3 separate regions of the Homo sapiens genome follow, and all the other regions are linked to region 2. Evidence: chromatin loops called from intact Hi-C (ENCODE). Cell type or tissue: ovary. All regions are shown on one strand. Each heading gives the region's core, and the rest is flanking DNA. Links, peaks and the distances in the headings are about the cores only.

Region 1 (10,963 bases), core at 3,719-7,718, 330 kb before region 2:
TCTGATGGTGCAGAGCACCCGAGAAGAGTGCCTTGTGCTCTGGTGAGCTTATTAGGCACTTTCCAGTGATGTGATTACTAACTTGAAAAAGACGTTAAGCATCTTCATCAAACAATGTGTGCCTTTGTGTGGCCAGTAGTTTTTTCATTTTTACTGGGACAGCTGTTCTCTCAAAAACAGTTCTATTATAAACAACTTGCAATCACTAACAGACTTTCTTTGCCCTTACACTGCCTCTGGGATGAGCTTTACTAAATGGTAGGGTGTGTATCATCAAGCAGGTGAACCTCCTTTTTTACACAATTGTGTGTTCCTTACTATAGGAAAGCAACATTTTGAAAATAAAACACCATTCTAAATGTGCTAGATGATTTTCCAAAGTAAAGGGTACTTTAAATTAGAAAAAAAAAATCACTTTGGTATGTCTTGTTTTAGGCATAATGGGTGCATGAGTGTTTTCCATTTTTTATTCCAAATAACACATATTAATCACAAGAATGGAAACTCAACCATGAGTCGAATTTGTATTAGTATCCTTTCCATTCCTCTCCGCCTCCTGCAGTGTGAGGCTCTTAGACACCAGACTCACCAAAGTACCCTTGTAAGGCAGCTGTTCTCAAAGTGAGGCCCGGGCACCCCTGGGGGTCCAGCACACTTGTTTCTGGGGATCTGTGAGGTCAAAAACATTTTTGTAAAAATAGCAAGATGTTATACTGTCATTCTTTTATGAGCATGTAGTACAGTGGAGTTTTCTAGCGGTTACATGACATATCACAAGCATTTGAATTCAGAAGAAAATGTGAAAATCTAGCTATCTTCAATTACACTAGCCCTTAAAGAGCTTTTGGAAGATGTAAAACTATGCTTTCCTTCTCAAAAACTTCTGTTTTGGAAAATATAGTCATTTCATAAAAATGTTATTTATATTATTATGTAATGGGTTTGTTATTGCTATTTTAAAATGAATTAATGAATAAATTTAAAATTTCTGATTATTTCTAATATGATAAATATTGCTTAATATAACCCATATAAACAACAGTCCTTGAGGTTCTCAGTAATTTTTTTTTTTTTTTTTTTTGAGACAGAGTCTTTCTCTGTCGCCAGGCTGGAGTGCAGTGGGCACCATCTTGGCTAACTGCAACCTCCACCTCCCGGGTTCAAGCAATTACCCTGCCTCAGCCTCCCAAGTACCTGGGACTACAGGTGTGTGCCACCACACCTGGCTAATTTTTTGTATTTTAGTAGAGACAGGGTTTCACCATGTTGGCCAGGATGGTCTCCATCTCCTGACCTCATGATCCGCCCACCTCAGCCTCCCAAAGTGCTGGGATTACAGGCATGAGCCACTGCACCCGGCCGGTTCTCAGTAATTTTTAAGAGTGAAAGAGTTCCTAAGGCCAAAATGTTAGAGAACCACTGCTCGGAAATACAGTGCCATATGCAGTAAAACTGTCCCAGCTTGTTATTGAGATTGGGAAACTTTCTAACAAAGAGTAAAAAGGATGTGTAAAATTTCCCTAATCATGTAGCTTAGGCCCATTTCGACTTTGATTTGTGGATGTGCAGGAAAAAGGTGAAGGACTACTTTGAAACCACAGAATCTTATGAAAAACATAACTTAAAGGCCCTCAACTTTGGGGGAGGAGAGCCAACCGTGATTGCAAGCCTTTTTTTGTGGGGACACCCAAGCACACTTTGTTTTCCTCTCCCTGCTGGTACTTGCCAATTGTGCTGTGACTGGTGGGTCTGTGAGACCGCACAGGTCATCCTTCATCTCTTCATGCAGTGAGTATGTTTTCCTGAGCACCTTCACGGGGCCTGGGCTGGTAGAAATTCAGACCCAGTCCCTGTCCTCAGGAAGCCAAAAGGCTTGCACAAGGAAACAGTCAGCAAACACATAAGCGTTAAGTGAACAGAATCATTACTGATTTTGGAAAGCGATGCAAAGGAAATGAACGGGGTGATACGACACAGTACTTTGGAAGATCTGAAAGTAAATTCATACAAGATACCTGGCAAAGGCTTTTCTAAGGAGGCTTCATTTGAGCGGAGATGGGGATGGGGGTTGGAAGGAAGGAGAAAGGGAAGAGCGGTTCCAGCAGAGAGACCTGCAGAGGCCCTGCAGAAGGGCATGGCTTGCTGGCAGTGTGGTGACCACCAGAGTGGGTGAGCAATGATGGGTATGAGACATTGATGGACAAAGGTGAGATTTTACAGAGCACTATAGGCGCTGGTGAAGAATTTGGGTTTCAATCCAAGAGTGATGGGAAGTGATCTGAGGGCTTTTCAGCAAACGGTGGAGTCATCCCTTTCTGCTTTGTAAAGACCAGCCTGGCAACTGTGTAGGGAATGAACTAGGGTAGAGAAGCAACTGGTGAGTAGGCAGGAGAGGAGGCAGAGAGCACCCAGGAGGCTCTGGGCATCATCAAGTGAGAATCCATGGTGTGCAAGGGCAATAGGCAGAATGGACAGGTTTGAGATCTAATTTGGGGTCGAACAGACCAGACTCACTGATGGACCAAGGGTGGGGATGAGGCAAGGAGAGTGAAGAAATATGACCTCTGTTTTTTATTAGAGCTGCTTTTGTTTTCTCAAATCATTGCAACAAAACTCTGCAAGGTAATTAGCATCATACCTATTATTTAGAGATTAAGAGACCAGAGGGCCAATAACGTACTCATGGGTTAATAGGGCCCTGCGCAGCATCAAAACAAGTCAGCAATTACTGCAGCTGCCCCGCCCCATCTGTGGCTTCCTTTCCCTGGTGGCACGTTCCAGTTTACTGCTCCAGTCCAGGCAGTGACACCAGGTGAGGGCCTGGAAGGAAGGCTCCTCACCCTCCAGCAAGTCAGGGCTGTTAGCTGGTGTAAGCCAAGTCACTGTGCCTCGTCTTCGGTGTCTGAGAAATGGGTCCAGAGGCATCTGCTGGCCATCAGCCCAAGTGGGATTTTATTGGGACTGGTTTATTCACGTCTCAGGTGTGTCTCGGCTCCCTGAGAAAGGGAGCATTATTCTTCAGGCCCCATGGCACGTCTCAGCAAGGGACGTGGGAGTCCTCCCCGGAGACAGTTAAACCTTTGTAAAATGAAACCTTTGTAAAATGGTGAAGGCTCTGGAAGCAATTGTGAGAATTTTAAACATCGACCATTTTCGTTGAGAAAAAGGTACCTGTGCATTTCGTTCAGGCAATGGGGCAATCATTTATTTAAAAACAAAGTTTTTAGAAAAGGTGTCAGGCTTACTCAGCAGGACAGAGGCTGAAGGAGGAGAGAAGCAAGGCAGCAAGAACCAAAATTCTTAAATGTTGTCTGTTGTCACCTCCCAAGTAGAATCTGGCAGCTCTCTGCTTTCTTCACACACAACTTGGGGCACAGCTTCAGAGGTCTAGGCAGGTATGGAACATCAGATACAGATCCGTAGTAACCAGTGACAGTCAGCCCAGCCATATCATCTCTGAAATATCTGCAGCATCTATATGGCTGAGGGGATGGCATGAAGCTGACTGCTTCTCTTCCTTCCAGTTAGTTGGGCAGCCCTTCAACAAATAACTTTCTGCTTTTGGAATTGAAAATGCATTTGGGGAATGATTATCTGCTTTCTCACCTGTAGGGCAGCCTCTCTCCTTATAACCCCTAGCTACTTTGCATACTCATGGATATATCCTGCAATTTAAATTTTTATATTTTATTCATATGTGGAGTATTTTCCCTGCAACTTTGTAAAGCACTAAATATTATATGAACATTATTCAAAACATGTCCTTTCCATAAAGTCCGTTTATATGCCATCATTATCTGCAGCATTAAATACATTTTATATCATCAGAAATTTTATGATATATTTAAAAATGAATTTCTACCTAGCCGAAACACATTAGGGATTATCCTAAGAGACCTTGCTAAAAATGCAGTCATGTTTATTTGTAACTGCCAGAAAATAGCTTGCAAAATTGTTAGTGTCTTTTATTATTCCCTACCACTGGAGCACTTGCTTGTTAATTAGAGAAATTTCAACTGTCATAGTTGGCAATTATAGCTTCTGTATCATTGTCTGTTATGAATAGTCAATGAGAGCTGATTAATATGCATGAGCAGCAGTATATATAGCGTGTGCATTGGACCACAATCCAGCTGCCAGAGTCACTCAGAGGAGGGAGTGGTGTGCGTGTATGTCTGTGTGTATGTGTGTGTGTGTGCACGCGCGTGCATGCATGCATGCTGCGAGGGGAGGAAGGGAAGCGTGGAAGGGGGGAGAGAGTTGTTGTCTAGCCTCTGAGAGCAGCGCCAATGTGAAGCGTTGCAGTCGCTTGACTCACCTGAGGCTCTCCAAGGATACCTTCAATGCCTGCACTGTAAGGGAGCTGCTTTTCCCGGGTGCTGGCGAGAACGGAAGCCTTCCTTTGACGTTTTTCTAAACATGGGATGCAGTCTGTGCAGCCTGCAGAAGCAAGAGGAGCAGTACAAATTACTCTATGAAGTTTGTCAGGTAACACCCTGCATTTTATTCCATAGAAGTGCATAGGCACCCACCTGGCCAAGTGTAACTTCTAGGAAAGGTAGTGGGGATTTTTATGTGTGTTTTTGTGCATATTTTGTGTTCTGAAAGACGCAGCCTTTCTGACTTTTTTGTGTATTTTCTCTTAAGTCTGTTATAAAATTTTCCATCCAGTGGCACTTTGGTGCCTGCATTTGAAAATATAAATAGATGTTGATGGTCATAAAATGTGTTTCAAGCAGTCTTGTCACAAGGCTCCTTCACAACTGACCTCTCTCCAGAGTGTCGAACTCAAAGGGTCAAAGAGTGGTCATGCACCCTTTGAACAAGTTAGAGAAGACATGGATGATGATTAATGCTAGCAAGGTTTTGTCTGTGTTTACAAATAGTTATAAGGCGCTCCTTTCAGTACAGCCCAAGCCCTCTGCTGACTTGGTTCTTTTAGCAATTCTTGTAGTGGGACATATGGTTCAAATTGGTACTTCTCACTTGCCATTTCTGTACCTCTGTCTGTGAAATTTTTAAGAACTTCAAAAGCAAGTGACTTGATCTTGGGTGCTGTCATTCACATCAGATGACTTGTATCTTCTGAGTCATTGTGAGCAACATGAAAATTTCAGTTGAGATGAAATGGGATATTTACGATACAACCCAGATAATTTATCTTACATCTTTGTCAAATGTTTTATTTTTAAATATTCAAGTCCTACTCTTAACTAGGAGGTTTAATACTGCTGTTGGTAACCTACCTTGGCAGGTAAGGATTTTCTCCTAAAATCATTCTTCAAATGTGTCTTGGCAGTAATAAAAAAAAAATAATCCAGCTAAGGTTTTCTTTTTAGATAAGCACTTTAAAAGAAGGTTGTTACAGCAAGTGAGAAACAAAGGGTGTGTGTTTCTTGATTTATAACAATCAATGGCATATTAATATATTTTTTAAAGAGCCAGAGTTTTTAAAAAAGAATTTGATTTGAGTGTCATTTTTTGCTTAGGCCACCAGGGGGTGATATGCTTAAAGAGACACAGGGAGACGCGGCAAAAGGTGGGTTGGCTGCCTCTCTGGACAAAACCTAAAGATAAAATGACCCTGGGTGAACAAAAAGTATCTCTCTGTCTGTCTGCCTTCCCCACTGAGACAGAGAGAGGGTCAAAACAAACCTTTTGAGGCTTGCTACTCTCCTTAGGCAAGGGGTACATATCTTACAAAAAACAAGCATCTTAAATAAGTCTTGTGAATAAATACATTTCCGACCTGTGACTTCACACTCAGGACTTCACTGGACTTAAGTCCTTTTCAAAGCATTTGGGAGACATGTTGGAGATCTCGGGCAAAAGCGCTTTCACCACTGGCGATCTGGCCCCCATCCCTTGTGTGATCATGTGGTGAGGTGTAGTCCTCAGTTTGCCAAGTTATCCCACTCAGTGAGCTGGGGAGTTCTCAGTGAGTCCAGCACGCAGGCAGGAAACAAGTGGAACAGCAGACGCTGCCATTTGGGCAAGGTGGTTCTGTTACAGACTTTTGACGCTATATTTGAAATAGCTCAACATAGTAAGTCAAAAGGTAGTTTTTAAAATTTGCCTTTTAAAAATGTTTTGCTTTTTACCATCAATGCACATAAAATATCATTCAGCAGTCACAGTTGTGGATGTATTAATTACACTGGCACCCTCCAAAAAGTAACTCTACTACATCTCTGGCAAATCTAAGTGAACCTGTCTTTTATTCTTCTGTATCATTTGTGCTCAGTCCCCCCAGCCCCACCCCCAAACACACACACACGACTGCCCCCAAAAGAGGGAGCCTGGATTCTGTTGTTTGTTTTTTACTAGGTGAATTTATGTGGAAATACTTCTGGCTGAAGCATTGCTCAGTAAATTGCTGATAAATGACTTCCATCTGGAATATACTTGGTCAGCAATTTAGGAAGCCATGCAGATTTATTTTCAAGAAACTCAAACTACTTTTCAGACCCATTACCCTTGTGCCAACTAAGTAAAATCCCCCCTGCTCCTATTCTTTGGGAGTCCTGAACCGTAGCATAAAGGAATTCACAAAACACTTGCAGGAATTAATAATTGCATTCTCGCTCTTATTATGCAAAGCCTTATTAGGGCAGAGAAATTAAGGTTTCCATAAATTACAGTTCCAGAAGGTCCGGTGCGTCTGGCTTCAGTAAGCCCTCGTAACAGCAGCACAAAGAGGATCAAATATTCCAGGGCTCAGACTTTATCCTTTCCTCATCCAGAGATAATTCAAAGAGATGCTCTTCATTAGGGCCATTGGCAAGCTGCCTACAGTTTCTTTTTGGGGGCTGCTGTGAGCTTAATGATGCAGAACAATGGCTTTGCCTCTTGTTGCACACATACCTCATTGTACCTTTAATCACATTAGAAAAACAACACCACCACATAAAGTTGCCTGGTCATTAAAGGGCATTGCAAAGAGTGCAGACGCATCAGTGATTGGGGCCATGCATTAAAAGATGCACCAAGACATTTAGGGACACTCAAACACTTCTATAGGGAGGAAGCCTCCTGCCTACCTGGGGTCGTAAGGTCAGGTCAGACAAGTATAGCAGTTCTTTATGCTTTTATGATAACTGTGGTGTCCAGGTGGTGGGGGTTGCAGGGCAGTGTGAAACGTCAAGACAGGGCCTCTGCCTACCAGAAATTTGAAATTTAACAGTTGCTTCATGATTTGGAAAACTTTAGCCTGTCTTGAGTACCTTTGAGTACTCAGAAGCACTATTAAGGTGAAAGGACAGGGAAGTAAGGAAGATGCTTTAAGGTTGTCAAGGAGTACAGTCTCCTACTTGGATAAATTAATTGGCACAGGAGATCTCATGTTCTGGGAGTAATGGGATAGGGAGCCTCACAGCTCTTGGGCTGTGGCTGGAATCCAGCTAAGGGTGGTTACCAGGTGTTGGGGCCAGGGAGTGGGAGTTGGGGGTGTAAGGATGGGAAAGTCTGTGGCTCTGTGGGTTTGATGCCAGTGACTCCAGCACAGGCTAAGCACCAGCCTTGTTTGTAGCCATGTACTGTCAAGTCAAGGGGACAGCCAGTCTGTGGATGCTTTGAGGAGGGTCTTCCAATGGAGGCCAGGAAGAGGGGAACAGAGTGCCACCCCAGCCAGTATCATTTACTCCCTCCACCTCTTCTAACATCGACCAGAGACTTTTTGTAAAATGGTGACCTTTTCTAATTTGATGAGGCAACAAGGAAATAATTCTGATTGGGAGTTAAGCTTCAAACTAGAAATTATGAGTAGCACATTGTCCTAAAGTCTGCATGCACATTTTCAGGATAAGGAAAACTTATCTATAGTCACAGGACTATTCATTACTGACAGCCACAGCATTATTTATTGTGCACTTACTATGTGCCGGCACAATGCTGAGTGTCAGCTGTGCACTTTCCCATCAGATCTGTACACAAGCATGAAGAGATAGGTGATACTGTCATCCCTATTTCAAAGAGAAGAAACTGACATACAAAGGAATTATAGTGGGACTGGGAGTCAGATCTGCACTATAATTCCCACATCTGTGAATTCTTTTCTTGTATAAATCATTTTCCAGCATTGTCAATGAATGAATGATGATCAACTTTATAGGGAACCTGCGGGTCAGTTTCCAAAAATCATGCTTGCCTTTGTGGGGCTAACATAAAGACCTTGGTGTCTCAGACAGGCCCAGGTGCTACGTGGTACCTCCTGAGAAAGGTTCCTACGGGGTTGCTGGTCCTTCATACCTGGAAAGGGTGATGTGCAGAGAAAAATGAGCTCCGGAGTAACACAGAGTTCCCACTGGCTTATCAGGCAACCTGAAGAATGAATGATTTGAGAACGCTGATGTCCTTTTGCCTCTCAGTAATAACAGGAAACATCACATAAGATTAATTTGTGCCTCTTATGGCACTTGAAGTTGTTAGCTTTGAGAAGCAAAAACTTTACCACTAACTGTGACCTGCCAGAAAACTATAGATCTGATACAGATTTGTGACCCTTTATACATCAATCTCATAGCCAGTTGGATAGAAAAACACAGATTTCCAAAGTAAATACTAATCAGAATCAAGTTTATGGAGAAGTCTGGAAACTTGACTTTGCACAATCCTGCTTGCATATTAGCTAGATGCAGTACTCAGATGAGTTTACTGCTGTAGAGCAAAGAGACTCTGCATCAGCTGAGAGTCAGATGGGTCACGGTTCGATTAAGTATGGACCCAATTAATGACGGTTAATTGGATGAACATAAACTTGACCTCCACACAGCAGTTTTGAACCTGGCAAAATTTTCCTGCAAGTAGGAGTGTGTTTGCTTAAACAGCCTATTAATTCTAAAAGCTTTGTTTTAGAAGCAGCTTTACATTCTGAATTCATTTAGGCAAAGTAGGTATGGAAAAAGAAAGCTCATCTTGGCCAGGCATGGAAGCTCATGCCCTATAATCCCAGCACTTTGGGAGGCTGAGGTGGGAGGATTGCTCGAGCCCAGGAGTTCAGGAATGGCCAGGGCAACTTGATGAGATCCCATCGCTACAAAAGAAAAAAAGAAAGAAATTTAACTTAGCCAGGCATGATGGTGCATGCCTGTAGTCCCAGCTACTCAGGAGGCTGAGGTGAGAGGATCACTTGAGCTTAGGAGTTGGAGGCTGTAGTGAACTATGCTGGTGCCACTGCATTCCAGCCTGGGTGACAGTGACAGAGCAAGACCCCTTCTCTGGGGGAAAAAAAAAACAAGCCCATCTTCTCCTCCCACCTTGACAAACAGGGCCCTTTATTGAATATGGAGCCAGCATATGGCTGAGAAAGTCACTTTTTAATACATGGCCGTTATTTGTCACTAACTGTTGTTTTCTTGTTAATTAACAATGGATTATAAACCACTTTTATGTTGATTCTGAAAAGAAACGACCTAGGGTGGGACCAGAGATTACCTCTCTTCTTTCAGTTTGTCTCCTCTTAAGACACAAAGCTTTAGAGGACCATAAAGGAGTTTTCCTTCCTTTCCCTTAGGACTAGGGCTTGATACCCACCGTCCTAGCTTAGGTGTCCTTCTGAAGTATTCCAAGGTGCCCTGCACTTCCTTCCACCTTGTTTCCATATATATGTTAATTTGGCCTCCCATGTTACACTGTAAACTAGGAAGTCTCATCACCACTGTTACTCTCAGCACATGGTTGGTTGAATAAGTTGGATTTTGTAGTGTTTGTTAGGAAGAGTGAGGAGCAAGAAAAGAAGAATACAAATCAGGAATTTAGAAAGAGAACTAGGTGTTGAATGAAATGACCATGGTTTGGACCAAGGAGGTGAGGATGTGGAACAGAGGGGACACAAGACATTCATTTTTCATTCATTCAGCCAACACGTTCACCCGACCCACCAAGTGCTGAGAACCGAGGTGCTCACCCACTTGCTCACTGGCTCCCCAGTGCCCTTGGAATTCAGTGAATTAACTGTGGCTCACAGAGCCCTGTGAGATCCAGCCTCTTCTGACCTCTCCCATAAACCTCCTGCCCTGCTCATCTGCCCTGGTCCTGCAGGCCTCCTTTCAAGACCCAGAACCCACCTTATTCCTTCCTTCTCAAGACTTTGCAGCTGGCTGTTCCTTTCTGCCTGTAAGTTAGTTCACCAATTCATCTTTGAGCTCAGCTTAAATGTCCCTCTCCCTGGAGGCCTGACCTGACCTAAGAAAATCCCCCGACCCACTCTAACCTCTCTGTGCACCGCTCCTGTATTTTGTTGGCTTGCTTATCACCTGTTTTCAACCCCAACCTCCTGGACAAATGTCAGCCCCATGAAGGTAGGGACTTTGCATCGTTCTCTGTGAAACCCCAGGTCCTGGCACATAACTAGTAACTGTTCAGGATGTGTTTACCAGATTAACTTCTGAGTGAGAAATGTATCAAGTGGATCCCACTTTGGTTTGGGAAGGGTTTTACCGTGACAAATGAGTCCATATCCCTGGTCTCTAATGGTTTCCACAGATACAGCTGCACGTTGCCATGAGGCAGATGGTACGGGGTCACAAGGGAGAAGACAGCCCCTCTCTCTGTGTTCCTGTCACCCACCTGCCATGGCATGCAGAAGGAAACATATGGAATAGTGAAAAAATCCAGCTTTAATAAATGAGTTCTCTTGTGTTCATTAATAATGCAGGAAGAGGTCATGGTTAAATGTGGGCGGTGGTGGGGGGGTGGGTAATGCACAAAAGAATACCGTCAACAGTTCGGGGTGAAGGCACAGCAGAGCCCCACTAATCCTGCATTCTCCGACCAGTGTGGAATTAAGCAGGGAACAGCCTTCACTCTCTGAAGCCCACAAAGCCAGTTTCTGGCAGTGCCACTGTCATTTATGTGACAGGCGTCATAACGTTGGTAAAATGTAGTCGAGCTGTGCTGCGGAACAGCTGGTGCTGCCCTGAGAAATGTCAGGAATGAATGTGTCCTGCCTAGAGTGACCTGTTTG
Region 2 (10,963 bases), core at 4,641-8,640:
GAGCCCAAACCGGCAAATGTTTCCCCACCATAAAACAGGAGGAGATTCAGGGGCCGTGCCAAAAATAAATCTCCTAAATATCCCCAGGCTCCGCTGCCTTCCAAATCTGTCCCTTTTTCAGTACCCAGTGAATTTACTAACAAAAGCAGTTAGATAGAGAATTGAAATTATGTTCCTTTTTATACTGGGTTTAGAGCTTTAGTTCAATTCCAGGGACAAAACTCTTGAAAAGTAGTGGTTCATTTTAAAAACAAATTCCAATGAAACAGCCAAAATACCCCAACCTAGCACATGGGATTCCCTTTTCAGTGTTCCATGGAGCATTAGTTCCTGAAGATGTTACTAGGAATGTCTGGGAAAAGGGCATGGTGGACAACTGAAGTTGAGAAACGGTGTTTCCTTGACCCACCTTTTGGAGAGTCACAGTGCACATTTGCATATTAAAGGCTCTGAGAGATCCTGCAGCACAAAACCCTGCTTAAGTGTGTCCAACTCAGGCTGTCACAAACTCCAAACTTATTTAAGAGGCAGCAGAGCCCAGCAGTTAAATGCGAGCTCTGGAACCAGCATCTGGGTTCATATCCTGACTCAGCCACTGGCTGTGTGACCGCAGGGAAGTTAGTCACCCTCTCTGTACTTCAGTTTCTTCATTGATAGATGAATATGAAAACTGAACAAGTTCAGGGGGACCTTATGAGGACCAGCTGAGTTAACGCAGATACAGCAAATACAAGGCCTTACACCACTTAGCACATATTCAGTCCATGTTAGATGTGTGTTACATTTTTAAAAACAACTTAATCGGGGTGGGGCGTGGTGGCTCATACCTGTAATCCCAGCACTTTGGGAGGCCGAGGCAGGTGGATCGTGAAGTCAGGAGTTCGAGACCAGCCTGGCCAACATAGTGAAACCCCATCTCTACTAAAACTACGAACATTAGCCGGGCATGGTGGTGCATGCCTGTAGACCCAGCTACTCCGGAGGCTGAGGCAGGAGAACCGCTTGAACCTGGGAGGTGGAGGTTGCAGTGAGCCAAGATTGCACCACTGCACTCCAGCTTGGGCGACAAAGTGAGACTTTGCCTCAAAAAAAAAAAAAAAATTAATCGGTTGATTACAACATCTTGCCAACCCTCGTCCACTGAGCACATTTTTGGAAATGTAAGAGATACGACCTTACCTCTGTCTGAAACACAAAGAAAAGGACAATGGGCTGTTCCTGATAAAAAGGAAAAAGTTTAGAACCAACTGTCCCTTTTAAAGCCTAACTGGATACGGACTGAGCAGCAAGTGTGGATTCATCATTCTGGTGGGAGCCCTCTACCTATATGCCTGCTCTTCCTTTTTTCCCTAGAAGATTTCCCCTGGATATAGATTCCCTTTGGATGGTCTCCAGATATGTAGATAGAAACAACAGATAGGGGCTGAGCGTGGTGGCTCACGCCTGTAATCCCAGCACTTTGGGAGGCCGAGGCGGGCAGATCACTGGAGTTCAAGACCAGCCTGGTCAACATGGCAAAACCCCATCTCTACTAAAAATACAAAAATTAGCTGGGCATGGTGGTGTGCGCCTGTAATCTCAGCTATTGGGGAAGCTGAGGCAGGAGAATTGCTTGAACCCGGGAGGCAGAGGTTGCAGTGAGCCGAGATTGCACTACTGCACTCCAGCCTGGGTCACAGAGCAAGACTCTGTCTCCAAAAATAAAATAAAATAAAATAGGCCAGCCATGGTGGCTCACACCTGTAATCCCAGCACTTTGGGAAGCCAAGGCAGGCGGATCACCTGAGGTCGGGAGTTCAACACCAGCCTGGCCAACATGGTGAAACCCCATCTCTACTAAAAATACAAAAAAAAATTAGCTGGGCATAGTGGCAAGGGCCTGTAATCCCAGCTACTCGGGAGGCTGAAGCAGAAACATCACTTGAACCCAGGAGGTGAAGGTTGCAGTGAGCCAAGATTGCACCACTGCACTCCAGCCTCGGTGGCAGAGCAAGATAAATAAATCTCAAATCTCAAATAAATAAATAAATAATAAAATAAAATAAACAGGAGAAAAGATGTGTTCGTGATTTTTTTCCAATTCTGCCATCTCAGAAAAATGAGTAATTAGCCAGGCGTGATGGCAGGCACCTGTAGTCCCAGCTACTCGGGAGGCTGAGGCAGGAGAATCACATGAATCCGGGAGGCGGAGCTTGCAGTGAGCCGAGATTGTGCCACTGCACTCCAGCCTGGGCAACAGAGCGAGACTCCGTCTCAAGAAAAAAGAAAAAGAAAAGAAAAATGAGTAATGCTGTCTAGGATCTTAAGAAATTCATCAGTGTCTTCAAATGTATTCAAAACATACTTATTGAACTTTTATTATGTGCTAGGCACCATCCTACGACTGGCATTATGGTAGGGAGCAAAACAGATGATGTCCCTGCTTACATGGAACTGTCAAAATGATTGACTCTGGGTTCTGTATTAGCCAGACAGAGATAGGCGGATGGTTGTGCAAATATTCATTATTAAATGCTTATTATGCACTGGTCTTTTGTTAAGCATTTTATGTGTATTATCTTACTGAGTCTTCACAATAACCCTAGGCAGGCATGAGTGTCTCCACCTAATAGATATGAATTGAGACTCAGAGAGTTAAAGCCTTTTGCCCAAAATCACACAGCTGGTGGAGAGCAGTGCTGGACCAGGATTGATTGACTTTAGATAGTTTGACTCCAGAGCCACATTCCACCACACCGCAGCTTTCAAGAAAAAAGAAGATATGGAAATGTCTTGCCTTCACTTCTTTCCTTTTTCTGCTTTAGTGTCCTGATTCCCAAAAAAAAAAAAAAAAAAAAAAAGATATAATAGGGATAATTTAACATCCTCTGGATTATTTTACATTCTTGCAATGATCATGCATTGCCAGAAAAAATATTTTTGGTTTTTTCCCTCAAAGGAGGGATAAATGCTAGTTATAAAAATGCAGGCCAGGCCAGGTGCAGTGGCTCACACCTGTAATCCCAGCACTTTGGCAGGTGGATCACTTGAGGTCAGGAGTTCAGGACCAGCCTGGCCAACATGGTGAAACCCCATCTCTACTACAATTACAAAAATTAGCCGGGCATGGTGGCAGGCACCTGTAATCCCAGCTACTTGGGAGGCTGAAGTGGGAGGATTTGCTTGAGCTCGGGAGGTGGAGGCTGCAGTGAGCCAAGATCGCCCCACTGCACTCCAGCCTGGGCAGCAGAGTGAGACTCCATCTCACACACACACACACACACACACACACACACACACACACACACACACAATGCAGGCCATCTAGAAAGGTATTCATGTCATTCACTCAGTAAAGCTCTGTGCTGCTGTTTGGTGGCACACACAGCAGAAACAGAGGAGGGAGACTGGCATCGTCCCTGCCTTCTTGGAACTGAGAACTGGGCAGGGGAGAAGGACTGGGCATTTCATCTCAATGGGGTCGGGGACCTCCAGGAGAGACATTTGGGGCTGGGAGAGTCTGGCCTTGGGGAGTCAGGGCAGGTTCTCTAAAGAAGTGAAGACTGAGCTGATAAAAGGAGAGGCAGCCAGGTGCAGTGGCTCACGCCTGTAATCCCAGCACTACGGGAGGCCGAGGCAGGCGGATCACAAGGTCAGGAGTTCGAGACCAGCCTGGCCAACATGGTGAAACCCCGTCTCTACTAAAAATACAAAAAATTAGCCGGGCGTGGTAGCAAATGCCCGTAGTCCCAGCTACTCAGGAGGCTGAAGCAGAAGAATCACTTGAACCTGGGAGGCAGAGGTTGTAGTGAGCCGAGATTGTGCCACTGTACTCTAGCCTGGGTGACAGAGTAAGACTCTGTCTCAAAAAAAAAAAAAAAACAGAAGGAGAGGCAGCAAAGGGAAAGTGGGCTGTCAGGGAAGAGGCTTCCCGGTGGAGGAAAGAGCCTGTGCAAAGGTCCTCAGACTACCAGGACCGAGGCTGGAGGAAAGGAGAGATGGCCTGTCGGACCAGAGAGAGAGGGAGCAACTCAGGTTGGCAAGGCAGGCATGGGTCAGACAACATGAGGCCTCATCAGCATATCTTGTGTGGTCCGCGAGGCTTCATCCTTAGAACAATGGGCCCCACTGAAGAGTTACAAGCAAGAGAATGAATCTCTTAGAATCACCCAAATGCCACCACCCAGAATAATAACTGCACATGCCTTGCTGTGTGTCCTTTGCAACTTGGGTCCAGGCACTCGCATTCACAAGCATAGAGCTATTGCCTTTTCGAATGCAGACCCACACGACACAGTCTTTTTTCCAGACTGCTTTTTCCTCTTAGCCATACATGGTGGACATCACTTCAGGTCAATGCTTGCGGCTCTGTGTCATTATTTTAATGGCTGCTTATTGTTCCATGACATTAAGGGATCAAACTTTGGCTCTCCAGCCTCCATCTATGGACATCGGGGTTGTCTTGTTCTCCCTCCCTTTGTGGACACCACAACAGTGCCATCCTCACACATGCACCACTGCAGTTTTTCTTCAACCTCAGCGTGGCTGAATTCCCTTTTCCTCAACAATGTGGTCATCCCAAGGCCTGGCCTGCCCTTGATCTGAAGGTTTAGCATCTGAGTGCCAGTGGGGCTAAACAAGATGTATGGCTTTATTTGGCAGGGGTGAAGATGGCAGTTTCTACCCTGGTCCAAAGCAGATGGAGGGACCCGGAGAGAGATTAGAATAAAGAGGGAATTGGCAGCTGGGTCTTCCTTTGGGAGTGAGGGAGGCCAGCGAGGATGAATTAAATGTTTAAAAAAAAAAAGGTGAAATGAGCTGGAATCCAGCCATGGGCTCGTCTTGCATGTGACAGCAGCACATATGTCCGAGGAAGCTGGACTCTGTCACATACACTTTTCAGGGGAGCCCATGGTAGAGTGGAGAGGGGCACAGAGTCAATGAGGCCCAGCCCATCTCACCCATCCTCATCCACCATGCCCCAGCCTCAGCAGCCCTCCAATCTCTTATCCTGCCTTGCCCGGCCTGCCCCACCTCGGGACCTTTGCATGGGCTGGGCCCTCCACCTGGACTGCTATTTCCACATCTTTCCATGGATGGAGACTTCTCATCCTCAGGTCTCATTCATCTGTCCCATCTCCATGACGCCTTCACCAAACATCCTATTTAAAGCAGTCCTTCTGGCCAGGCATGGTGGCTCACGCCTGTAATCCCAACACTTTGAGAAGCGGAGGCAGGCAGATCATCTGAGGTCACAAGTTTGAGACCAGCCTAGCCAACATGGTGAAACCCCGTCTCTACTAAAAAATACAAAAATTCACCGGGTGTGGTGGCGGGTGCCTGTAATCCCAGTTACTTGGGAGGCTGAGACACAAGAATCACTTGAACCCAGGAGGCGGAGGTTGCAGTGAGCCAAGATGTCTCCTTTGCACTCCAGCCTAGGAGACAGAGCGAGACTCTATCTCAAAAAAAAAAAAAAAAAAAAGCCGTCCTTCTTCCCTGCAGCACCCCCACACTGTCTGTCAAATCACCCTCTTTATTCTCCTTAGAGCACCCATCAAAAGCATCTTGGTTTTTACTTTACCTGCTCTGAGTCCACCATCCCTTCCTAGGATGAAGACTCTGTGAGGACTGGGATCTTGTCTTTCTTATTTCTTATTCCCCATTGCCTAGCACACTACCTGGGACAAGGAGCCCACAATATATGTTTGATGAATGAAAGGATGAATGAATGGAGTCACATGGACCTGGGTTCACATTCCAGCTCTGCCATTATATGACCTTGGGTAAATATTTAACGACTTTAAGCTAGCTCCTTATTTTTAAAATGAGTATGATCAAAGCTCCCACCTCACTAGATGGTCATGAAGATTAAGCAAGATGATGCCTGTCATGCCCCAATCCCAGTGCCAGCTGCAGGAAGTGTTTTGTGCAGAACAACAGGGAACAGAGGTCTTTCCAGAGGAAATCTGGCCTTTTCATGAACCAGTGCCACATTCAGTTCTTCCCTAGGCTTCCAAATCCATAATTCTACCCGGAACAGGTACACCACAGGTCTCTTTATGGCTGCTGTAGACAGTTGAAGATAATTATCAAACAGGTTCTGGGGACCAAAAATCCAACAGGTGTGGTGGTGGGTGCCTGTAATCCCAGCTACTTGGGAGGCTGAGACACAAGAATCACTTGAACCCAGGAGGCGGAGGTTGCAGTGAGCCAAGATGGTTCCTTTGCACTCCAGCCTGGGAGACAGAGCGAGACTCCATCTCAAAAAAAAAAAAAAAAAGCCGTTCTTCTTCTTCTTTACAACCCTGCTCAAAGATCAGTTTTTAACAATTAACAGGGCCTCCGAGGCAGGTTCTGACTTACTCATTAAGGCAGGAAACAAGCCTCTCTCCACCGTCCACTTACAGATTTAAATACCAATGATTACAGCCAACTAGGGCCACTCCCACAAGCTGACCAGCAGGATTAATTTTTACAGAATTTAACCATTGTTGGATGTATCTATCCTTGAATTCTCAAATTCCCAGCAAGAAAACTTTGGATTTCTTTTATTAGCTGCTGCACATGCAGAGAAGACAACTCCTACATGCATGGGGTTGGTAGCAAAGAGACTCCTCTTTCAGAACAGCCAGGAGCCAGGTTGTTCTCAAAGCATCGTGCTCCCTCTGCTGGACATTGCCTAAACTGCAACTCCAGTATCCACATCAGCCCCCTCCTGAGTGCCTGCTACTTTACCAGGGACAATGGGGACACACGACGACCTTTTTTACTCCACTGAATGAAAGATAATCCCCTGCCACATGTGACTTTTATTAAGTTATACATGGGAGGTGGGAGTGCAGACTCTTAAGATAATGAGAATTAAGGCTTTTGCCAAAATGAGGCCACACCTCGAAATCCTTTGCTGTGGATTTCAAAGCAAACTGGCACCTTGAGGGGAATGGGCGGTGGGGGAGTGTTTGGGCTTGTTTATGCTGAGCAAGAAAGGGCTTCCTGTTGCTAAGAAGGCCGGATCTGAAGCTCCCAGAGCCTCCATGGGCTGCCAACATTTCTTACACAACCCCCTTTGATGGCCTTGGCGCAAATTAATGAAACTGCACAGAGGTGATTTCCCTGGAAATCCACCGGGCTGAGAATTCAGGGAAGTTGAGGCTTGAGGCAGAAAGCTGGGGCTGGGGTGCCGCCAAGCCTGGGACAGAGGGCAGCAGGCGGACGCTTTCCCCGGGGTGCAGAGGGGGGTCCCCGGTCACTCGAATACAGGGGTGGGAGGGTGGGCCAATGAGGCCCAAAATGAGATCACTAGCAAGACCCCATCAAGCTCACTCCTTTCAACCATACGTTTAGTTGTAGACGTTGCCTGCTAGAAACAATGTCTTCCCGTCATTCTTGATAAAAGTGGATTTTCTGCTGCTAAATTGAAAAGTCCCCGACTTTCCTTCTTGTCCTCTTCTGAACAGCTCTTTCCAACCCCCCTCCCTCCTGCCCTATGGAGATTACCCCTTGTTCACCATAAATGGCCAAAACCCAGACACAAGGCTGAAGCCCGTCCATGGGAGGACAGTTGAGAGGGTGACGGCATTCCACACCACGGAATGGGCCCAGGATGGGAAAGACGGTGTGTAAGCCTCGACGCCGGGCCTGGAGGGATGGCCAGGTATACTGAGTGAGAAAAAACCACACAGAAAAGTTGTACAGTTCCATGTCAGACACCCTGTAAGTGGCCAGCAAGGTTTCTAAGTTATCTGTATGAACAAGAGGACACACCCCAAATAGTCAGCACTTGCTACTTCAAGGGAGCCACGTTGTTTGACAGGGAGGGGAGACTGGGATGTCCTTTCTACACCTGGGTGTCATGAGTCTGGTAAGAAGAGGACCCAGCTCTTGCCAGGTGGGTCCCAGATGTGCCTCCGTGGAGCCTTTCCCTCCCTCCCACCTTGATTTCCCCTTTGAGCTGTGTTGTCAGCTTTCACTGGAACATAGCTCATGGCTCGTGGCATATTTTAGCACTCATACATCAGTCCTATTTGCCCTAGGTTTTGAACTTTGTAAGGCATGGACATGTCTTTGTAGCCCCTATAACTAGGCCAGCCTAGCCTACAATACATGCTCAATAAATTCTTTCAAACTCTCTGGAATGAGAAGAAACATTCAGTAAATGTTTCCTAGCAACTGGGAGAAGTGAATGACTTAGAGCACACCACAAATGGAACTCCAATTGAATTAAAGAACTAAATAGAGAGAACCAAATACTCAGTGCATCGCTGTGGTTCTTAAATTTCAGCAGGCAGCAGCATCACCAGGAGGGCTTGTTAGTTTCTGATTGCATAGGTCTGTGGTGGGATCTGAGGTGTGCTCTTTCCAGTCGCTTCCCAGGTGACGTTGATGCTCCTAGGCCAGGGACCATCTGCTGAGAACCGCTGTCCTATGGTCTTAGGGTAACTTACTCCATTTCAAGCAAAGGAATAAATTAAAACAGAAAAGGGAGATTGGACCAACAGTTCTGGGACTTGGTTACCCATCAGAATTAGGCCCACCCAGCGTGCTGAAACGTAGATTCCAAGGAGGTCACCCTCCAAAGCTGACGGTGGAGCCCAGGTGTCTGTATTTTTAAAACAAATACCCCCAAGCAAGTCTAAGTCACAGCCAGGTTTGGGAACTACTGATTCACCTACACATATTTCAAACTTCAGAGAATGGAAAACACCACCAGAATGGAAGATAAAGAGAAAAACAAGGGTGGATTTGCATGGAATAAAATAGAAGCCTGAGCGGCTCACTCCTTCCCTTCCTTCCAATCTCTGCTCACATGTCACCCTTTGAGAGGCCTTCCCAATCACCTCATATCTAATTGCAGCCTGACCCAGCACTTCCTGTTTTCTCTACCCTGCTCTAGTTTTTGTCTCTGTAATAGTAATTGCCACCTAACATTAGGTATTTACCCACTTTGATGCTTGTCTTCTGTCTCCCTCTAGAATGAAGATGACAGGAGGTAGAGAACTTGATCTCTTTGGCTCATTGCTATTCCTTGGGTGCCTGGACCATACCAAGCCTCAAGAACAATTTGTGGAGTGACAGAATGAACTATGATATCAGTAATTTGGGGTTCATTGAGTCTTGTTTTATGGCTTGGTAATGGTCCAGTTTTACAACTGTTTCCTGAATATCAATAAGGATGTGTCTTTGCTAACTGTTGAGTACAGAATTCCACAAATGCCCTGTAAGTCAAGCTTATTGCTGATGTTATTGAAACTTTCTACATTCCTATTACATTTTTGCCTACTTGTTTGCGGCAAAATCTCCCACTATAATAGTAGACATTGTGTGACTAATAGTAGACAAATGTGTGACAATTAGGCACATTAGATACATTATCTCTCTTATCATAGTAATCGTTCCAGTTACTATCACTATGTAGTAAATTACCCCAAATTTCCTGGCCAAAAAAACCCACCATTTTCTCATGCTCACAGATTCTATGGGTCAGGAATTCTTGTCCAGCAGAGTAGGGACAGCTCATCTCTGTTCCACAGTACCTGGGGCCTCAGCCTGGCAATGCCAAGGCTGGGGCAACTGAGGGCTAGGGACCAGGATCGCCTGCAGGTGTCTTCATCACGGGTGTGATGTTGATGCTGGCTGTCAGCTGGGAACTGCAGTGGGGATGTCACTCCCTGAGGTCTTTTGACACATGTTGGCTTGGGCTTCCTCACAACATGGCAGCTGGGGTCCAGGAGTGAGCATCCCAGGAGAAAGCACATGGCCTTTTAATGATCTAGCCTCAGAAGCCACTCAGCATCACTCTGCCATACCACAGCCAAGGCCACATTCAAGGGGAGGGGACATGAACCCCACCTCTTGATGGCAGGACTGTCAAGGTCACATTATATGAAGAACATGTGGGAGGGGAGACAGTACTGCAGCCATCATTGGAAAATACAGTCTGCCCCAGCACCCCTCTGAAATCGATTTTATTGGTCTCAATTTTAAATTTATGAGAACTAAGACATAGAAAGGTTAAGTAACTTGCCCAAGAGCACTCAGCTAGTTAGTGGCAAAGTGAAGACTTAATCCTAGGTCTCCCTGACTCTAAATTACATGACTGATTGACAGATAATCTATATGTGTATGTTATGTGTGTGTGTGTGTGTACATATATATAATTCATTTATACTCAAACTTATTTTTAAAAATAATTTAAAGTGGCTAAATGCAAAAACAAAAATCATAATGTTTCATATTCAGAAAGTAATTCCCACAACTTATTCATCTACTACTAGTATTTTTGGGTTCTCAGAAAGAGACATTCTTACTTTATGTTTCCCAAGCATAAGGCTAGTTTTTATTTCTGCCTAATGCAGTTAAGAGAAAGAAGGTGAACTAACAAGCAAGAATCAATCAACTTTCCAGGACCTTGGGAGGACACAAAGCTCCCCTCTGCTGCCTGCCCAGCTGAAAGAGCTTCTCTCAGACTTTCAGCCTGGAGACGGCCCAGAGGTCGTGGGACTTGTATCCCAGGAGGACCAGATGAGCCCGCCTTTCTCCTCTTCTCCTCCACCTGAAGAGCAGAAATAATTACCCTTCCCCTTCCCTACTGCACAGGAATACGCCAACCACGTGAGCACGTGAGATCCAAGTCACTGGAGTCCAAGCACAGAGCATTTTCTTTTCTTTTTTTTTTTTTTTTTTTGAGATGGAGTCTCACTCTGTCACCCAGGCTGGAGTGCAGTGGTGCGATCTTGGCTTACCGCAATCTCTGCCGCCGGGGTTCAAGCGATTCTCCTGCCTCAGCCTCCCGAGTAGCTGGGATTACAGGCACCTGCCACTGCACCTGGCTAATTTTTGTAGTTTTTAGTAGAGACGAGGTTTCACCATCTTGGCCAGGCTGGTCTTGAACTCCTGACCTTGTGATCCACACACCTTGGCCTCCCAAAGTGCTGGGATTACGGGCGTGAGCCACCCCGGCCGGCCCTGCACGGAGCATTTT
Region 3 (10,963 bases), core at 3,809-7,808, 400 kb before region 2:
AACAGAGTAAGCCTGTGTGTTTTAAAAACTACTATTTATATCTTGCCTCCTTCCACAAAGGATTTAAGGCAGCTTAGGAGAGTTAAACACCAACACCAGAGCCCTCACTACACAGTAAGTAACTAATTGCCACGTGAGGCTTACAGATAAATGCTGAGAGCCTGGGTGGGGGAAATTGTCTTTGCTGCTGCAGAGACGTTTTAGGCCTGTCTGGATAAACCATAGGCATAATATATAAATAGAACCTCAAAGGGACACTAGGGGCTCTGTTGCCAGAGGTTTATTTTTCTTTTTTGGTTTTTGTATGAGAGGGCCTTGGTTATGGCTAGGGAAGTGGACAGGGGAGAGAAAAAATATTTATTTTCCAATGTATCAATTTTGTGTGCCATACCCTGCCTTTTCACATATCTCTTTCAGAAAGTTCTCCACGTTTACATTTCTGGAGAAGTTAAAATGAAAGACCCTGTTTACATTTATAGTTAAAATTAAAAACAGGATTTACCTGGGAGCTAATACCCTCCAGTGACTTAAGGTTGGAAATTAAGGCTTCCTGGCTTATCTTTCTTAAGGATAGAAAACTGTTCACTCCTAAATCGCCCCCTAGTGGTCCCTTAAGTCACTGATAGTCTCCTGCCCGAGGAGCTGCACGGCAGGTCCCAGTTGGAGGCACCATCATCTGTTGCATTGCTCCAAGGTGAAATTGGCCATCACGATGACAGAATTCTGCAAGGAGAAACTTCGGTTGACTTTTCTTCTTTCACTCCCAGGGTTTTCCTTTATGTCTTCACTGCTGTTTCCAGATTTCTGAAGAACAGTGCAGGACTGAGTTTATGCACGAAGCTCTGAGGACCAAAGGTGGAGGGAGGTCTTCCTTGAAAATTACTTTGCTGAGGCCTTGCTCCTTGTTCAAGGCAACACTATGGGAGGGGTTGTATGGTGGTGGCTGCTGCTCAGCAAGGGTGTCCAGCATGTGCCGGGGAAGAGAGGTTTTTTGAAGTACATTTCTAGTCGATAGCCAAGCCTATTGTGAAGAGTGGGAACAGGGCTGGTAATAGCTGCATCTCTTTTTTTTTTGAGACCGTCTCAGTCACCCAGGCTGGAGTGCAATGGCACAATCTCGGCTCATTGCAACCTTCACCTCCTGAGTTCAAGCCATTCTCATGTGCCTCAGCCTCCCAAGTAGCTGGGTTTACAGGCACGTGCCACCATGCCTGGCTAATTTTTGTATTTTTAGTAGAAACGGGGTTTTACCATGTTGGCCAGGCTGGTCTGGAACTCCTGGCCTCAAATGATCGCCCACCTCGTCCTCCCAAAGTGCTGGGATTACAGGCGTGAGCCACTGCGCCCGGCCAGCTGCATCTCAGAATTTTTGTTAGCGAGTCTGACTTACAATTGCCAATACCTGAGAGTTCCTTTAGTATGCAGTTTTAGATCTCCACTAAGGCTTCATTTAAATACATCTTTTCTTTGCCAAGTGTTCAGCTGCCAGTAGTGATTTCTCATATGGCTGATTCTAATTAGACCTGACATTGTCAAACTCCATAACTTCTCCAAGTTACAGAAGTGATACAGTTTCATTTCTAAAAGCACTGGAAAGCTCAGAGTGAGAAGTAACCTGTCATCTCACAATACAGAAAAATACCTATGCCTTACGTGTGCTTCATGAGGGGGTGGTAGAAAATGAGAATGAAATGGCCGGGCACGGTGGCTCACGCCTGTAATCCCAGCACTTTGGGAGGCCAAGGCGGGCGGATCACCTGAGGTCAGGAGTTGAGACCAGCCTGGCCAACATGGTGAAACCCCATCTCTACTAAAAATACAAAAATTATCCAGGCATATGGTGGCAGGTGCCTGTAATCCCAGCTACTCGGGAGGCTGAGGGAGGAGAATCACTTGAACTCGGGAAGCAGAGGTTGCTGTGAACTGAGATCTCACCATTGCACTCCAGCTTGGGGGACAAGAGCGAGACTTCGTCTCAAAAAAAAAAATGAGAATGAAATCTATGCTTATATGTGTGCATAAATGTTTTTAAAAAGAGATCATTTTCTGAGTGTATTGTTGCCTACTTTTACTTTGCAGTGTTCCACAAACAATATTTTGTCATTAGGTAGTTTTTCAGCCTCAGGGCTTTTAATGGCTATGTAGTATTCAACCTATGCCTGTGCTGGCTGTGATGCAATTTACCTCACCTATTACTATGGTTATTTTTACCATTAAAAACAATGCTGGGTTGAAGTTTTTTTTGTTTTTTTGTTTTTTTTTTTTTTGAGACATGGTCACCTGGGCTGCTGGAGTACAGTGGCACAGTCATAGCTGATTGCATCCTCAACCTGGGCTCAAGCCATCCTCCTGCGTCAACCTCCCTAAGTACTGGGGTTACAGGCATGAGCCACCGTGCCTGAAGATAATTATATGTAAATCCTTCCATTAACTTATGTTTTCCTTAAGAAAAATTTCTAGAATTGGAATATTTGTGTCATCATTTTAGATATCTCTCCAGAAAAGTTGTGACTATTGCTTTCCCACAGATCATATTCGAGTAAGTCTTTTCCCTGCCCCTTCCATAATACAGGGTTATTTTCAACTTTGGCCATGTTGTTGAGTAAAAAGTGGCACTAGATTATTTGAGTAGCTGATTGTTATCTAGTTGGATTGAATTTTATTTTCTTTTTCATTAGCCAATTGTATTTCTTCTTTGGTGCAGTTGCTTATGTTCCCTGTTACTGGGCTGGGCTGTTTATCTTTTTTCTTATTGATGTAGAAAAGCTTTATTTGTATTAAAGATGTCAACCTTTTCATCTTTGTTGTACACATTTATTCCCTGAATATGGTTTGCCTTTTCCTGAGACTGGGAGATGCCAATCATTAATTATATGATCAGAAAACTGTTATCCTGCCCAGGCCCGACTTCAGAAACGGACGTTGCAAGATCAACCTGACCAGCCCTGGGGCCTGTGCTCTCTCAGCCCTGAGGTACCACCTGCACCCTGTTATTCTGCTTATGTTGATATTCAGACTTGAAATTGTTCTGAGGATATCTTGTGTATTTTATCTCAGTGCAGAGATAATGAGTTTCACATGGATGGAGGGGATCACAGTGGACACCATTTCCTTTATTTTTTTTCTACCTGCTCTCTACCTGCCCGTACCTGAGTTCCATGGTTTGTGGCTGTGTTGATTCATGGGAGTCTTAGGGGGGATACTTGTCATATTTAAATGAGTTCACTTGACCATCCAAAAGATGGTTGAGTGCCTCCTCTGTGCTTATTACAGAGGGATTGGTTGGAAAGTCGGTTGGGGGTCTCTAATCCAGCGCAATTTTATTTTTTGCCTCAAATTTTTAAATAGAGCTTATTTTTCCTCACACTGACTTTATGTGCTGTTTTTTTTTAAAAAAACAAGAGGACATATCAAATCACCTATAAACTGATGCAGTTTGAATATGTGTGCTCTTCTGATACCCAGTAAGTTTCTGATGATGAAAATAAATGACCTTTAATAAACAAGTTACTTAGTAATATGTATATTAAACAAATAGTAATTCGTATTGTAAGGTTCCAAGCTTCGAAGGCTTGACAAATTCAATAGAATATCATCCACAAGGTAGACAATTTGAAAAATCCTGATTTTCTGATAGGTCTACTGGTTTGTTAAATAAAATGTTTTTTTTAATTTGAATAACCAATTGATGTTTTGCAATTTTTGTTTGGGAGAGGTATTTTTGCATTATTATTTCTACCCAGTGTATTTGTAGTCTGATTCTGCTAAAACAATAACAAAAATCTTGATGGAGTAAAGATAGTTGGGTGAATTAAATTCTATGACTTTTAATTCTGTGCCTTGAATCCTGAAGCAAAGTCTATCTTTAAGGACTGGGGTTTTCTCAAAGGGCTCAATCAGAGGGTAATTTCATATCAGAAGTGCTCCCAAATGATTATTCGTGGGTAACCAGTTACATAAAATGTCATCGTGTATAAAAGTATAGTTTAGTTCTTAATTAAAAAGCAAAATCTTTGCCTTCAGCTTCGTAATCTCATACTCTCAAATTCCAAGCCACCTCCCATGGGTGTCACACTATCTTAGACTAGGAACGGGATTTGGCTATAAATAAAAAACTAGATAGAATATCATTTCCAAAGAGCCAAGGGCACTTGCTGGAGTTGCTACAGAGACTATCCTTTTCCTATCACAAGCACATTCATATGAAAACATTGTTGTTTTGCTTTTTCCATACTTACTTGGAGAGAATTTCCCAGGAAGCCTTTTTGTGTATTTCCCCACAGGTCAATCAATTATGTTGTTAATTAATATAATGAAAAATTAGATCATATACATGCACTTAAATGATACTAACGCAGTTATCTTTATATATACAAGCTAGTGACTTATGTGGGTATAAGACCTCCTTAATAAAAAGTGGTATACTTTGGAGATGGGAAAGTGGCTTGTGGTTGCAGGGAGGTGTTAAGTCACAGCATTATTTCACTTCTTGAAAATGAAGCCCTCAGAAAATGGAGTCATTACAAAATATGTCAGATCTGTAATCACCAACCAAATGATTTGTCAGAAGCAGCCCAGGTTAATAATGGCTGTCCAAGAAAGAGTGTTCAGATGCATGTCAGGGCCGAATTGAGTCCACTGGTGTGGCTGAGATGAGGAGTCCAGAAAAATAACATTCTCTGTTTGGAACCAGGAAGGTTGTCATGGAGATGAAAATCTTCCTGGTCCCATAAAAACCCTGCTTGTCATCTGACTTGAGCCCCGTATTTGCACAGGTGGTTCTCCTGAGAAGGGCTGAGTAAAAACAAATCTATTCTTCCTGAATGGCGCCTTTATGTGTCCAAGAGAATATGTTTCCTTTCTTCAGTCCCTCAATTAATGACCCATTATCAGCTAATTAAATCATGTAAATTTTATGTGAGTTCATTTGTTACACCACATGCTAACTAAGTCTATTCCTGTGTGTTTAACCATATAACTGTTTTAATTGTGAGAATGAGGTACATCAGGTGGGCATCTGGAGAGAATAATAAAGTACTCAAGAAAAGCAGACACACATACACAGCAGTGTAATATTAATTTCTGTTTATAAAGAAGGCAGAAATATGAATAAGTGAATGTCTAGCACATGCCCTGTGACTTCGGGATACTGTGTTCAACTCTATTCTCTACAGAAAAGGAGTCACATGGCTGGGTTTCTGTTTCGCTGAGTTACGTTTCAGATGCAGAAGTCGACTGCATGATACAAAAACACATCTGTTTAGGCTCTCCCCCTCCCCACTCTTGCTTTCTTTCCTATGTGTCAGAGAGCAGAACTTGATCTTTGTATACATTTTGTATAAAAGCCTTAATTCTAGGTTTAATTTCAGTTTGTGATACCTTTCTGCCCCAAAAAAGTTCAAAGCTTTTACCAAGTTTCTCAAGGCACGTTCATGGTTGCACTGAGAGAGTTGAGTTCAGACACAATAAATGCTGTGTTACATTTTTGGAAACGTACTTGTATTGTCATTTAAGACCTTGCAAAGTACATAGGGAAAAGCATTAGATGATGTCCTCTATAGTCAAAAACTACCAAACAAAGCAAAAGAAGAATTTTTTATTGTTCATTGGATAAGGCCAAGTAGACAGCAATGGGAATAATACTTTCATTAAAGCTTTACGGATAAAGAAATGATTTAAAGTGAAGAAATCATACTTTTTTTGAAGCCTGGTATTTAAAGAATGAAATCATACTTCCTTGAGGTTTAAAAATATTCATGTGTAATGCTAGACTTTGGTTATGCATTCCCAGATGTTTAACGCACTCATCATTTGTAAATGGAACTTACGTCAGATTTATGACCTCAGAATCTTCAAGTAAATAAAGGACCACTTATACATTTGCTTGTAAAGGTAGCACCTAATAGAGAAAATTTGAGGGAACCATTAAAACAAGTATAGGTTTAGCTTATAAAGGAAACACTAGTATCTAAAACTAGTTTAATTTCTTTTAAATGGACTGGGTTACCAAAGTACTTCATGACATTTTATGTTAGTAAAATGTTAAAATTTTTAAGTTAAAATCAAGAAAGCATTGAGATAAAATTGTTTTATTCAAAACAACAAAACTACTATCCATGATAGTATAATATTCTCTGACCAACAGTATTCATATACACAGCCCCAGAAGTGCAAAACCACAACTGTGTTTTCACACCTGTCTCTTGCAAATTCTTACTTAACAGATCAAAATGACCATCTTGTAGAAAGTATTTTGTGTAAGACACTGTCACCTGTGAGCCAGCAGGTGGTGCTCTGGTACCACGTCTTGATCATTCGTTTCAACTGAGAGAGGAGGGCTGCAGTCTCAATGATACCAGGCTCTAGGATTTTCTGTAAGATGCCACACAGCTGATCTTTAGAAATACCTGGCCTCTGGGGGATTTGCTTTCCATCTGACCATTTAACATCCTTGACCGAGCTGCCTTCTCTATAGCTGTACTGTTGAAATTTGTCATTTCTTACAGCTGCCTGGTTTCATGAGCTGCCAGTCTCAGAACATAGCATACCATAAAATAGGAATTCTGACCACGCAGCCTTATGGGTAAGGCAAGGGAGGGAGTTGAAGGGAAACCGCTATAGTAAAAGAAAACTCAGAAAGATAAATGTTAAATAGAATCAATGGATATTGGAGAAGATAATTTTAGTTGTTGGTGGCCTTAACTTATGGAGAACTCAGTATCTTTTCTCAGCTCCACCTAACAGTTCCCATCTTTTAGGAAAGCAATTATTTAGATGCCAGAGAACACCATTATGGAAATGGAATCTTTTTAAAATAAAAACCTATCATTTTGACTGCAACCAAGTTATAGTTTTGACTGAATGCATAATTATTACCCCAAACAAAAGGTTTTATACCTGATTCCATGCCATGATTCTTCATTGTGACCCTTTACTTGATTCTCCATCATGAGCAACCAAATCAAGATGCACATGTGTAAGTAGTGCCTTATTTTTTTCTCACTTAGCCCACTGTTGTTTCTCTTTGCTTAATAGCACAGCTCTAAGAAAACGGTTGCATTTGGTCTACAAGCTAGCAGCAATTCAAGGAGCTTCATTTTCTAATGACTTGTTTTATTTTATTTTATTTCATTTCATTTATTTATTTTGATACTGAATCTGGTTCTGTCACCCAGGCTGGAGTGCAGTGATGCGATCTCAGCTCACTGCATCTCCGCCTCCCAGGTTCAAGCGATTCTCCTGCCTCAGCCTCCTGAGTAGCTGGGATTACAGGTGTGTACCAACATACCCGGCTAATTTTTTGTATTTTTAGCAGAGATGGGGTTTCACCATGTTGGCCAGGCTGTTCTTGAACTCCTGACCTCAAGTGATCTGCCCGCCTCAGCCTCTGAAAGTGCTGGGATTACAGGTATGAGCCACCACACCTGGCCTTCTAATGACTTGTTTTAGAATGTGGATGTCAATGTCACCCACCTTATTCTCACCAAATATGGAGCTAGAGAGCCAAGTTTAACGAGGTTTTCCTTTGACACCCTGAGAGCCTCGCGTTGCATCCACTTCTTTCCAACATTATTATTTATGCTTTTTACATAGTAGGCACACAGCAGGTATTTGTTGAATGAGCCATTGCTAGATTAGAAGTGGGAAAGACTGACAGTCGAATCGTTAGGAGTCGTCTGCAGTCGTCAAGGTGAGTGATGACAGTGGCCTGTATAGGGAAAGGGGGAAGCTGGAGATGGGATGGATGTGCCCTGTTGGAGAGACAGATTCCACAGAATCTATGAGCAAACTCCAGGAACATGTTAAAAGTAGATGAGATCCTGAATGGAGGGCATCACCTCCAAAGCCCGTGTCCCAGTTGACAGTGGAAAGGACTCAGAGAGATGCCTCTAGCTCAGGTGAGGAGTGGATGTGATTTTAAGCCAAGGTGGAAAACAAGTGGGGAAACTGGTTCTGCTGTTAAGAGCCCAACAGCTGTGGCTATGTGTTTGGATTTTGCGACTCGAATCAGGTTCATTAATTATGGCCAAATGTTAGCAAGAGTTTATAATGATAAGCTGTGCAAAGAGTTTCAAAAATTACAAGTATTTCTGAATTGCTTACACGGACATTGGTAGGGAAAGAGAAGAGAAGATGGAAAACAAGGAATATACGACACCATGCTTGCCCTTGAGAATTTTAGAGTCTGTCATGGGAGACCAGACTTGCACGTAGGAGGCAAAACACCAAGTAAGAAAAAAAAAGAAATGATATAGCTCAACATGAGCAGAAGAGTTGGTGGATAGATTCACATAGGCAGCAGTGGATCAGTTAGGCTGTGTGAAGAAATGAAAGCCTTAAGATTGAAGGCTTTGGAGAGAAAAAGAGGTTTCTTTAGAAGGCATTGGTGTGGTGGACAGAGGTAGAAATGACCTGGAATAAATTTTTAGGTGGTTTAAAGGGGTGACCCAGCTTGGGAGGAGGCGAGAACTGGCAGGTGGGCTAGGCTAGGTTAGTAAGATGCCAACATAAAAAGATGAGGAGCTTTACCCTTAATCCACTCTAGAACAAGAAGGCATTGTTGGGAGGAAAAGAGCATGTTAAGGCTGTGTTTTAAGAGGATTATTCTGGCAACAACACTTATATAGAGTGGAGCCATGGTGATTAGCATTCAGCAGTCCTGGCAACTCAGCTCAGAAATATTCAGGGCCCAAAGTGAAATGTGGCAGAGCTCATGTGGAAATGGGGTTGGAGAGGGGAGTATCAGAAAGCATTTTAAAAGGCCAAGTTCAATCTTAGTGACAGATTAAAAAAATAATAATAAATAATAAGGACAGCCAGGCACAGTGGCTCATGCCTATAATCCCAGCACTTTAGGAGGCTGAGGTTGGAGAATTGCTTGAGCCCAGGAGTTCCATACCAGCCTGGGCAATATAGTGAGACCCAGTCTGTACAAAAAATTTAAAAATTAGCCAGCTGTGGTGGCATATGCCTGTAGTCCCAGCTACTTGGGAGGCGGAGGATCACTTGAACCCATGAGATCAAGGCTGCGGTTAGCCATGATCACGCCATTGCATTCTATCCAGGGTGACATAGTGTGACCCTGTCTAGAAGGTGGGGGAAAAAAAGCAAGGGCTTTCTTTGTAACCCCCATTCCTGTGGTGATGGGGTTTTCCAAATAATGAAAGAAATCCTCAACACTAAATAGCAATAACAACCACAACAATAATATTAGCTAATATCCACCAGGCTTTCTGTGTGGCCAGCTGTGGTCTAGGCTCTGTATGTTGACTCATTTCATCATCACAATAATGTAGAGGTAGGTACTTTCATTATCATCATTTACTATAGGCAAGGAAGTTATGTCATGGAGAGATTATGTAACTTGCCAAGAAAATACGACTAGGAGGTGGGAAACCCAGGTATGAGCCAGGGAAGCTTCCCCAGATCCCCTTACTGCTTTTTGTAATCTAACAGAAGACCCAACCACCACCACCACCTCAGGCTTTGGGCATTTTAGAGGATGTCATTTAGATGCCACAATATTAAAATTTCATCGATTTCTTATCTAGCGATTGACTAGAATAGTTTCAGAATTAGGATCATTCCAGAAAATCCAGAACTTGTGGTTGTTAATATCTAGAGCATCCACCCTGGAGCCTTACACGAATAGTAGCAGATGCCTCAGATATGTTTTAGGTGGTGAGTTGGTGTAAGGACTCGAGACAGAGATGACTGTGAGTCAGGTCTGAGAGCCTGGGAGGGGAGCGGCTCATGGCTCAGCCTACATGTGTGAAAACCACAGCGTGTGGCCATGTGAGTTACCAGCGTCACCTGGGGCCAGCCTGGGCCTCGTAGGTTTATAATTTGGTCATGGATGCTCCCTAATCACACTATACGGATTACAAATGAAAACTCCATGAGATCAGGACTCGCCGGTCTTCACTGATGTTTGTAACCAGTGCCCAGAGCAATGCCTGGCACCTGGCATTTGCTGAAGGGGACAAGGAAAGAGGCATGCTGTTGGCAGGTGGTAAGGGATCCAGGACACTCAGCAGAGTGATTACGGAGCATAAGAACCAGCCGTGTGGTTGTTTATCCCTTTCGTGCGGTGTCACCGGCCACTGGGAATCTCCTGGTTAAACCTCGTCTCTCAGGCAGGAACAGAGCCTGGTTTCTGCCTATGCTGGGACCCTGCTACCCCAGCTTGTATCTCAGAAGACAAGCAGCAAGCCTGACCAGCGACCCGCACAGCCAGCATCTGGGTCTATGCTGTGTGTATTGTAAAAAGTTAACATACGGGCCAGGCACGATGACTCACACCTGTAATCCCAGGACTTTGGGAGGCTGAGGCAGGTGGATCACGAAGTCAGGAGTTCGAGAACCAGCCTAACCAACATGTGAAACCCCGTCTCTACTAAATATACAAAAATTAGCCAGGCGCGGTGGCGTGTGCCTGTAATCTCAGCTACTCAGGAGGCTGGGGCAGGAGAATCGCTTGAACCCAGGAGGCGTAGGTTGCAGTGAGCCGAGATTGTGTCATTGCACTCCAGCCTGGGCAACAGAGCTAGACTCCATCTCAAAAAAAAAAAAAAGTTATGAATCACTGTGGGCTTGGAGCATCTCCCCCTTTCTCCTGCTAGCACAAAAAGGTAGCGTTAGGTTATAGGGAATAGCAATTAATTCATTGTTTTTGATGTTGCAGTTAGGGAAAAAGTACTCGACCATTTTTCAAATGCCTAGGTGGTGTTGTTTAACTCTGGTGAAAGCAGTGCTTAGAGTCCTGTGTTCTCTTTTGATACTGGAGCCAGCGGTAGTTTGGTACATACTACCAACTGTCCCCCAACACTAACCACTGAATGTCTACTTATCCCAGCTGGGAAGGCCAGGAGCTTTTCAGGTTAGTCGGGATACACATAAAGTCACTGTGGATGGACTTGATAGATAGAAACTCAAGTCAGGAGGATGGAGAAAATGGGATGGG

What was found. Peaks named below come from ENCODE experiments on the same cell type or tissue, not always from the same donor. Only the 100,000 strongest peaks of a DNase experiment are listed, where the experiment ranks them.
Region 1: a loop joins it to region 2, with 6 times the contacts of the local background. A loop is called at or near these places in 94 of 110 quality-filtered maps.
Region 3: it touches region 2 in a loop (5-fold over the local background); 100 of 110 quality-filtered maps call a loop at or near these places.

The regions. Positions count from the first base shown.
Region 1 is chr3:73,427,164-73,438,126 of GRCh38, reverse strand. The region is part of intron 3 of PDZRN3 (PDZ domain containing ring finger 3); the gene reads left to right. Among named protein-coding and RNA genes, the nearest start is that of PDZRN3-AS1, 190 kb to the left of the region's middle. In ovary, for the core only: a CTCF peak has its summit at 5,484 (motif pointing right); no DNase peak of the experiment used is centred there; H3K27ac peaks cover 641 bases.
Region 2 is chr3:73,096,940-73,107,902 of GRCh38, reverse strand. All of the region lies in intron 1 of LOC107986098 (a long non-coding RNA gene), which reads right to left. Among named protein-coding and RNA genes, the nearest start is that of EBLN2, 41 kb to the right of the region's middle. In ovary, for the core only: a CTCF peak has its summit at 6,660 (motif pointing left); a DNase peak (open chromatin) is centred at 6,652.
Region 3 is chr3:73,498,200-73,509,162 of GRCh38, reverse strand. All of the region lies in intron 3 of PDZRN3 (PDZ domain containing ring finger 3), which reads left to right. Among named protein-coding and RNA genes, the nearest start is that of PDZRN3-AS1, 120 kb to the left of the region's middle. RefSeq lists enhancers at 6,427-6,496, 9,589-9,668. In ovary, for the core only: a CTCF peak has its summit at 6,292 (motif pointing right); a DNase peak (open chromatin) is centred at 6,302; H3K27ac peaks cover 2,905 bases.